Regions from separate parts of the Homo sapiens genome. Here region 1 is linked to region 2. The links are chromatin contacts, found by Hi-C or POLR2A ChIA-PET in ENCODE. All regions are on one chromosome and are shown on one strand. The core of a region is the stretch at or near the end of the contact, and the rest is flanking DNA. Distances in the headings are between cores, read along the strand shown.

The links. Hi-C counts contacts between places; a loop is a spot of excess contacts on that map. ChIA-PET counts read pairs that join two places held with the same protein, here RNA polymerase II (POLR2A). Pooled maps may share reads with other maps.
Region 1: a loop to region 2 is called in a pooled map, with 7 times the contacts of the local background. The contact joins the promoter of DCHS2 here to the enhancer-like site in region 2. A Hi-C loop is called at or near these places in 1 of 37 single-sample maps with no recorded cell type and 2 of 50 pooled maps. POLR2A ChIA-PET finds 5 or more read pairs at or near these places in 1 of 52 experiments (GM10248).

What each region holds. Positions count from the first base shown.
Region 1 is chr4:154,489,577-154,494,172 of GRCh38, reverse strand. DCHS2 (dachsous cadherin-related 2) reads left to right here and starts at 2,374. Exons shown (of 20, transcript NM_001358235.2): 1 at 2,374-4,596. The coding sequence starts at 2,818. RefSeq lists enhancers at 1,944-1,993, 2,796-2,975, 3,026-3,165, 2,634-3,589, 3,590-4,546.
Region 2 is chr4:153,436,532-153,441,609 of GRCh38, reverse strand. No RefSeq gene overlaps it. Among named protein-coding and RNA genes, the nearest start is that of TMEM131L, 27 kb to the left of the region's middle. Within about 2 kb of position 2,034, at least 7 of the 41 ENCODE cell types and tissues checked have a DNase peak (open chromatin) inside an H3K27ac peak, as active enhancers do.

The sequences.
Region 1 (4,596 bases), core at 1,125-3,624, 1.1 Mb before region 2:
CTTAGTAAATAGAGACACACTACATGCTAGGTACTGTTCTAGGTGCTGAGATAAAGCAGAATGAAGGTTTTGAGGTTGTAATAATCTAATAAACAAATGAAAAAAGCAAGTTGATTTCAGATGCTGATAGGTGTTGTGAATGAAATATACTGAAAGGATATAGCATTTATAGTAGAAAGGCTATCTGAAATAGGGTAATTAGGGAAGATCTTTCTTAACAGAGGGCATTGGAGTTGAGACCTGAATGAGAAAGAGCTAGCTCTTTCCAAAGCAGAAAAAAGAACTCCCAGGCATGGAAAGTTCTAACAATTCAAAGGTACAAGATCAAAAAGAAGGCAGATGGCTGAGTCCAGAGTGGTGGTATGAGGCAAGGTCAGAAAGATGGATAGGATCCTGTACTACTAAAAGGAGCTTGATTGAAGGAGTCTGAATTATAATCTAAGTATAATGGAATCATTTCAGGTTCTAAGCAGGAGGTAATATGATTTGAGACAGCTTTAAAAACATTAATCCAGATGCTTGTTCAAGAATTACTTATAGGCTGGTTGCGGTGGCTCAAGCCTGTAATCCCAGCACTTTGGGAGGCCTAGGCAGGAAGACTGGCCCCAGGAGTTCGAGACGAGCCTGGGCAATATAGTGAGACCTCATCTCTACAAAAGTAAAAAAAATAAACAAATAAATTAATAAAATAATATAAAATTTGCCAGGTATAGTGGTGGGCACCCATAGTCCCAGCTACTCTGGAAGCTGAGGTGATGGAATCACTTGAGTCCATGAGGTTGCAGTGCGCCATGATTGCACCACCGCACTCCAGCCTGGGTGACAGAGTGAGATCCTGACTCAGAAAACAAAACAGCAACAACAACAACAATAGCAAAAACAGAAAAGAATTACTTATAAAGGGGCAAGAGTGGGAGGGGAGGGACTAGTTAGGGTGCAAATGCAGAGACTGAAGATAAAAAGACTCTAAAGACTCATAACAAATCTCTTTAATGGTTAAAGAGAGTTCATTGGGGGAAAGAAAGCTGAATTTATTTTAATAATGTCCCCATTTTCGGTAACATATATGCTACAAAGTCAATTATTTTATTGTTATTTGGTCACAGGTAGAGATAACGGTGTGGCTGTGGATTAGCAATTACATACACCTCCGTTGCACATTTAAAAAGGCATTTTGTTGTTGCTGCAAGAAACCACTATGCAGGGCTTTTGGTCCTCCCTAAAGGAGAGAAACGGTATCTAGGAAATTAATTCTTCTCTCAGGCCCAAATGCAAAATTGCAGAAACCACTTGCTAAATATGGTCAGCCATTTTTAAGAGTCCAGAGAGTCTTTTCTCAGGCGTACTTTATTAGAGGCCATTGATCAGTTTCTACCGATTATTATAGTTAATTGAAGGGAAATCTGCGACTATGGCTATTTATTGGCATTTGCGTTCGGCTCAGACAGAAGCTAGTTTTGAAAGTGGTATCCGTAGAGTTATCCCGCTTGCACACTTCCTTGCCTAGGGGTGGTGGGGGAGCGCTGAGGGCTTGCGGGGTGTCAGCCACCAGGGCTTTCTGCTCATCAGTCAGCATCGTCAGACATCCTGGAAGTGTTATGATGGCGCTGAATGTAGAAAAAGGGTTCTCAGGGCGGATATATTGTCGTCATTCCTGGTGGCAGAGGGGAGTGACAAGAGGCTCACACGTCGCTGGGTAGTAGCACGCATAATAAAGTGTGGTTTGCACCATGTGTGCCACAGATTTCTCGGGTTTTCTGGAAGGCTTTTCCAAGTTCCGCCTTCTCCCCTTTAAAGCCATCCTGGCCCCAGCTATGCATCGGCCTTTGACTCCATCTGTCCTTCCGCTGCGGACGGGAGTCCCTCTCGCCAAATGGAGAACACAAGTTTGGCACCCCAAAGTGATGATAACCTCTACCCTCTTGGCTCAGCGCGAGCCAAGAGTCAGGCCTGCAGAGGGACGGTCAAGCGGATGGAGGGGGAGGCCGCGGAGAGGCCGCTCCTCTCACCTCCCCGCACCCATCATCACTTGGCACTTGGCCAAGCCCAGGCAGACGCCCCGCCTGCGCGTCCCCCACCCGCCCCGCGGTGCACGTCTCCCAGTGCTTTTGCATTTGCTCCTCTTCCGCCCTGCTGCAGAGCGCGGCTCGCAGGTTGGAGTTTGCCCTCGTGTGCGCCGCATCACACGGCAGGGAGGGGAAGGCAGGCGGCGGAGGCTGGGTCGGAGCAGGAGTCGCGCGGTCCCTGGCGCCCGGAGACACAGTGGGGAACCACCGCCCCGCCCCCGGAGCAGCGGACAGGGCCGCAGACCTCCCTTCCCCCCTCCCTCTCTCCCTCCTCCCCAGCGCCCTGACTCCCTGCCTCCACGCCCTTACTCCACCCCCTACTCCGGCCAGATCCCCATCCTCTCCTTGTGTGTGCGCGCTTCATATAATCTCCTCCTTTTTGGCAAAAGAAATAATGCACCTGACTTTACCAGGGGGGAACAACCAGCCGAGTAGAACAAGGAACAGATGTAAAGGGAATAAAAGGAGAGAGAAAAAGAGATGAGATTCGTTTAAAGAAATCCAGGGGCAGAAGAGGTGGCTGCCGCGGCAGAGGCAGCTAGAGCTTACTTCCCTGTCTGCGTGAGCTGCAGGCAGAGGACGCTTTCACCAGTTGCAGATGTAACCTCGGGAATTCCTGGGCCGTCGGTTTGTTTGCCAAACAAAGTCTTTTCTTCTCTGGCTCAGACACTGAAGAGGCTCCTGGATTTTTCTGCGATCCTGCCACAAGCTGGCAGTTACCCGAGAGCCTTCCCAAGGAGCTGGAGGAGAAATGAGCCCTTGTGGGCGGAAGATGGGCGAAGGGCGTCAGCAGCGGCGGGCTCCGGTCGGGAAGCTCCTTCTGCTCCCCGGGAGGAGAGATACACCCCATGGGCGGTCAGGCAGCAGCGGCGCCAGGACGCAGCGCTCCCTGCTCTGGCTCTTGGTGCACGTGTGGCTGTGGGCGGCCTCGGGCTCCTCTGCCCAGTTGTTCAACCTCACCCTTTCCGTAGATGAGGGGCTTCCCCCGGACACGCTGGTAGGTGACATCCGCGCCGGGCTGCCGGCCGCGCAGCAGCAGGAGGGGAGCGGCTTCTTTCTGTCGGAGGACTCCGATGACTCCCCGCTGCTGGACGACTTCCACGTGCACCCGGACACCGGCATCATCCGCACTGCGCGGCGCCTGGACCGCGAGCGGCGGGACCACTACAGCTTCGTCGCCGCCACGCTGCTGGGCGCTGTGGTGCAGGTGGAGATTCGCGTCAACGACGTGAATGACCACTCGCCCCGCTTTCCCCTCGACTCCCTGCAACTCGACGTCTCCGAGCTCAGCCCGCCAGGGACCGCCTTCCGCCTGCCAGTTGCCCACGATCCGGACGCCGGACTGTTCAGCACTCAGGGCTACACCCTGGTGCAACCGTCCGACCTGCCCAAGGACCCCGCAGGCCCGTTCTTCCAGTTGCGCTACCGGACTCCGGGGCCACTACCGTCACCGCTTTTGCCAGGCTCCTCGTCACCCCTGGAGCCTCTAGATCTGGTGCTGCTGCGGCGCTTGGACCGAGAGGAGGCGGCGGCGCACCGGCTGCAGATCGAGGCATGGGACGGCGGCCGACCCCGGCGCACCGGCCTCCTGAGCGTGGAGCTGCGCGTGCTGGATGAGAACGACAACCCGCCGGTCTTTGAGCAGGACGAGTACCGCGCCGCGGTGCGCGAGGACGCCCAGCCGGGCGCCGAGGTCTGTCGCGTGCGCGCCACCGACCGCGACCTGGGGCCCAATGGCTTCGTGCGCTACAGCGTCCGCGCCCGGCAAGTGCCTGGGGCGGGTAGCGGCGGCGGGGCACTGGGCGACGCGGCCTACTTCGCGGTGGAGGAGCTGAGCGGCGTGGTGCGAGTGTGGAGACCTCTGGACCGCGAGGCACAGGCCTGGCACCAGTTGGTGGTGGAGGCCCGCGATGGAGGCGCCGAGCCTGAGGTTGCCACGGTGCGCGTGTCCATCGCCGTGCTGGACGTGAATGACAACCGGCCAGCAATTCACGTGCTCTTTCTCACAGAGGGAGGCGTCGCCCGTGTCTCTGAAGGCGCCCGACCGGGCGACTACGTGGCTCGCGTCTCGGTGTCTGACGCGGACGGTGACTGGGAGAAGGAAGATGAGGCCACAGGGGAGCTTGGTGTGGGTCTTGGAGACGGGAGCATCTCTCTGTCCTTGGAAGGCGGAGAGGGAGACTTCGCGTTGCTACCCGGCGGCCCCCCAGGGGTATTTTTCCTTTGCGTGGAGGGGCCCCTGGACAGAGAGAGCCGCGATCTGTATGAGTTACTACTGGTGGCCACGGACGCGGGGTCCCCGCCGCTGAGCACGGAGGAGACGCTGCTACTCCGGGTCGCTGACCTCAATGACCAACCACCTCTCTTCAGCCAACAGCATTACAAGGCCTCAGTGTCCGAGGCCGCGGCCCCTGGCACTGTAGTCATGTGGGTCAGCGCCTCCGATGCCGACGAGGCAGGCAGTGATCACGCCTGGCTGCGCTACACTGTAGTCCAACTCTCGGCTCCCTGCAATCTCGGCTCCCTGCAA
Region 2 (5,078 bases), core at 785-3,284:
TTTTTTTTGTATTTTTAGTAGAGACAGGGTTTCACCATGTTGGCCAGGCTGGTCTCGAACTCCTGACCTCAGGTGATTCACCCACTTTGGCCTCCCAAAGTGCTGGGATTATGGGAGTGAGCCACCGCACCCGGCCTGCTCTAGTAAACTTTCTAAAATGTTTGTATTATGCCTTTTCCCCTACTGATGTACAATGGCTTCCCACAGACTATAACAGGATAAAACTGGGATACCAAGTCACTGACAGCTCTATTTCCAGCCTGACAGTAGACAGAGAACATTGCCCACAATTGTCACAGAAGGGTCCTAATATATTTTATCAATTAGATTCATTTAGGCTAATGAAATTTAGAAAACATAGATGTTCCCTGGGAGAATGAAGCCTATCAGTCATTCAGACTTACAGTATTTTAATCAAGTAATTGGAGACACGTATTGATCACTAAGTACCTGATGAGTATGGCTTAAGTATGCATATAACAAGGCAATCGAACAGTTTCCCAACTCTGAGGAACTGAAAACTTTATTTGAAGTGTGTTTTTAAAAGGAATAGTTTTAGGACAAAGTGTAGTTTGGAGGAAGACATTTGGTTCTTCCTGATACGTTTGGCTGTATCAGTGTAAAGTGAGAGCCATGGGGCATCAGGGGGACAGGACGCTGAACAGTGAGGATGGCATCCATGAGGGGTGACAGGCATGCAAAGATGTGGGTAGGAGGGACAAAAGAGAATTCTTTTTTCTTGCTCCTTTTTTTTCTTGTTGAGGATTCGGATGATACACTTTTTTTTTTTTTTTTTTTTTTTAATGAGCCATTTGTAAATCATTTAGGGTTGTCACAGCCAGCACGATATGATCAAATTCAAACCTATTCAGGTTTTCATTTTCTTCCCCACCTGCGTTAGGTCAAAAATTACTCTCACTCTAACTTGCCGAACTTGCCCCTGCTTCCCCTTTTGGGTCACTCTGCTTACCAGGGGCTGTTATGTCTCTAAAACCTGTCCATCCCCCACTCTTTTTTTTTTTTGAGATGGAGTTTCACTTTTGTTGCCCAAACTGGAGTGCAGTGGCACGATCTCAGCTCACTGCAACCTCCACCTCCTGGGTTCAAGCGATTCTCCTGCCTCAGCCTCCTGAGTAGCTGGGACTACAGGAGCCCACCACCGCACCCAGTTAATTTTTTGTATTTTTAGTAGAGATGGGGTTTCATCATGTTGGCCAGGCTGGTCTTGAACTTCTGACCTCAGGTGATCCACCCGCCTCGGCCTCCCAAAGTGCTGGAATTACAGGCGTGAGCCACCGCACCTGGCCATCCCCCACTCATTTATTCAGTCAACAAATATTCATCAAGGACCAACGTTAAAGGAACCGTGTTGGGAGGGGCACGAGTGAGCACTAAGATGGTCTCGAGGCGCATCTTATTCTTGGGGTGCTTGGGTAACTTCTCCTCCATTTAGTCTCCATTGATAGTTTGGACGTTTTCTGAATAAGCAAATCAACTGCCTGACATGAGGTATGACAATGGCTCAGGGTATTTGAAATCAGGTCTGCTCTGGAAAACGTAGTTTAACATCTCCATTGTTTATCCTACTGTCATACTGTTTCAACTATAAGGAACTGAAGAAAGCAATGCTTTTCTTCATCTGGGCGGTTGCTTTTAAGGTGAGACCAGCCTGGGCACGGTGGCTAATGCCTGGAATCCCAGCACTTTGGGAGGCCGAGGCGGGAGGATTTCTTGAGCCCAAGAGTTCTAGATTAGCCTGGGCAATATAGTGAGACCTCATCTCTACAAAAAAAAAAAAAAAAAAAAAAAAATTAGCCAGGCATGGTGGCATGTGCCTGTAGTCTTAACTGCTCAGGAGGTTGAGGTGGGAGGATTTCTTGAGCCAGGTAGTGAGCCGAGATCATGCCACTGTACTGCAGCCTGGGCACTGGGTGGCAGAGCAAGACCCTGTCTCAAAAAAAAAAAAAAAAAAAAAGACCAGCCAGACCAAGTGGCAGGAAGCGGTGGGACTGACAGTGAGAAAATCGCAGTGGGGGAGTGGGTGACACTCAGCAGCCCCACTGGGACAGAGCTCCTGCTCACACCAGCGATTCTTCTCCAGAAACCTATTCTGGCAAACCCTTGGTGAGTTTTATTTTAAGCGGCGTTTACAGACACTACTACTAGACTTTTAAATTAACAGGATATAAATAACCTTGGGCAAGGTATCAGAGAAGAACCACTGTGAGAACTCCACGACTAAAGTGTGGGCAAAGGTATCTATTAATAGATAATGAAACTGAAATCACTTAGTCTGAGCGAGAGAAAGTTTAAGATCTACCTAAGAGGGATCTTTAGTGAATAAAAAGTCACAGACGAGCAATAAACCAGTAAGAAAGACATAGTCCTTCATCCACTCCACTTTAGAATCGCTTTTTTGAAAAAATAAAGGTGGAGTTTCACCATGTTGCCCAAGCTGATCTGGAATTCCTGGCCTCAAGGGATCTGACTGCCTTGGCCTCCCAAATTGCTGGGATTACAGGCGTGCACCACTGTTCCCGGCCTAGAATCCCGATTTTTAAAAAGAGGTAATAGAATTACTCCTAATTTTGTCAAAACAAAGTTGAGAAATGAAGGGTTCCTAAATACTATCTGCTGGATATGACTTATAGAGAAAGCAGGAAGGAACCTCTGCACTGAGAGTAGGAAGAGATTTTAAAATGCCCCTAAAATGTACTTAATGCCGCACAGCTATACACCTAAAAATGATCAAAGTGGTAAATTTAATTTTGTATATTATAACCACAGAAAAGTACCCATAAAAGAAAGTTAGAGCTAACACATTTCCAATTGCTAAATAATGTCAGTTTTAGAAAAATTAATATTTCATAGCACTCAAAATATATGAAGCCACATGCTTTTGTAAGACTGGTAATATCTTTCATTTTCCTGCAAAAGCAAAGGGCTCTTTAAAGGAGACATGGAAACTGTCATAAAACAGACTTGAAGTCAGATGCAGAATGATAGGCATAGAATGGATCATCAATACACCATCTTCTTGTAGAATTTTATTCAAGGTTTGGGAGCAGTAAACCAGCGAGTGTGGTTGGGCAGGACAGTGTATTTTTTTTTGAGATGGAGTTTTGCTCTTGTTGCCCAGGCTGGAGTGCAGTGGTGTGATCTTGGCTCACCACAACCTCTGCCTCCTGGGTTCAAGCAGTTCTCCTGCCTCAGCCTCCTGAGTAGCTGGGATTACAAGCATGCGCCACCATGCCTGGCTAATTTTGTATTTTTGGTAGTGATGGGATTTCTCCGTGTTGGTCAGGCTGGTCTCCAACTCCCGATCTCAGGTGATCTGCCCGCCTCAGCTTCCCAAAGTGCTGGGATTACAGGCGTGAGCCACTGCACCTGGCCAGGACAATGTTTTTTCACATCAGGCAAAAATGTCCATGAGATCTGAGTCTAGAAATATGAATCTCTGGGACTGTATTCTCCAATTTTTCTCTTTCAGATCTTCTTTTTTTTTTTTTTTTTTGAGACGGAGTCTCGCTCTGTCGCCCAGGCTGCAGTGCAGTGGCGCGATCTCGGCTCACTGCAAGCTCCGTCTCCCGTATTCACGCCGTTCTCCTGCCTCAGCCTCTCGAGTAGCTGGGACTACAGGCGCCCACCACCGCGCCCGGCTAATTTTTTTTTTTTTTTTTTTTTTTTTGTATTTTTAGTAGAGACGAGGTTTCACTGTGGTCTCGATCTTCTGACCTTGTGATCCGCCCGCCTCGGCCTCCCAAAGTGCTGGGATTACAGGCGTGAGCCACCGCGCCCGGCCGCAGATCCTCTTTCCTTCACTCCCAAACTTAGATCTTCCAGCTTTATTCATGAAGCAATCAGTGCGCAACTAACTTTTAAACTGCAGGGAGCTATACAGTTTCCTTTCCTTCAGCTATCTTGAAGAGGCAGAACACTTGCCCTCCTGGAATACAGAGGTCTTCACTGTTTCAATCTGCTGGAAAATAACTTTACATTAAAACAACTCACGATGAGTTGTGAGAAATGTGAAAGGATTGCCTCAAAAAAAAAAATCTAAAATCTTTTAAAAATTAAAAAGGAACTGGGTGTGGTAGCACACACCTATAATCTCAGTACTTTGGGAGGCCAAGGCAGGAAGGTTGTTTGAAGCCAGGAGTTCGAGACCAGCCTGGGCAGCAAAATGAGACCCTGTCACTACAAAAATAAAAAATAAATTAGCCAGGCATAGTGGCCCACACCTGTAGTCCCAGCTACTCAGGAAGCTGAGGTCGGAGGGATCCCTTGAGCCCAGGAGTTCAAGGATGCAGTGAGCTATGATCAAGCCACTGCATTCCAGCCTGGGCAACAGCAGAGCAAGATGCCATCTCAAAAAAAAAAAAAAAAAAAAAAATTAAAAGGCTTAAAAACTATAGTGTCTACTATTTCCCTTTTGTAATTTCTGAGTTATATCCATGGGAGACAGATCTGTGTATTGGCTGTAAGTATATGCTGATATTTTCTTAGGTTCCTGCTCTGGGCATTACTAGATGGGCCACTGTGTTATTGATAAATCTTGGTGATGCCTGGTTGCTGTGTTTAACAGAAATTTCATAGCTCAATGAGTTTTGGAAACTATTTTCAGGGCCAGCTGATCATTTAAAAACCAAGGTGAGACTGATCATGCAGCCTCCCCAGCTGCCATTACAGCAGGTGCCCTGCAGCAAAAGGACATTTTGTGGCCGAGCGCCATGGCCCAAGCCTGTATTCCCAGCACTTTGGGAGACTGAGGCAGAAGGATCACTTGAGGTCAGCAGTTCGAGACTAGCCTGGTCAATATCGTGAAACCCCATCTCTACCAAAAATACAAAAATTAGCCAGGTGTGGTGGCGGGCACCTGTAGTCGCAGCTACTCAGGAGGCTGAGGCAGGAGAATTGCTTGAACCCAGGAGGCGAAGGTTGCAGTGAACCAAGATTGCACCACTGCACTCCAGTCTGAGTGACAGAGTGGGACTCTGTCTCGAAAGAAGGAAAGAGAGAAAGAGAGAAAGAGAAAGAAGGAAGGGAGGGAGGGAGAAAATTTTGGTTTGGGGGAATAA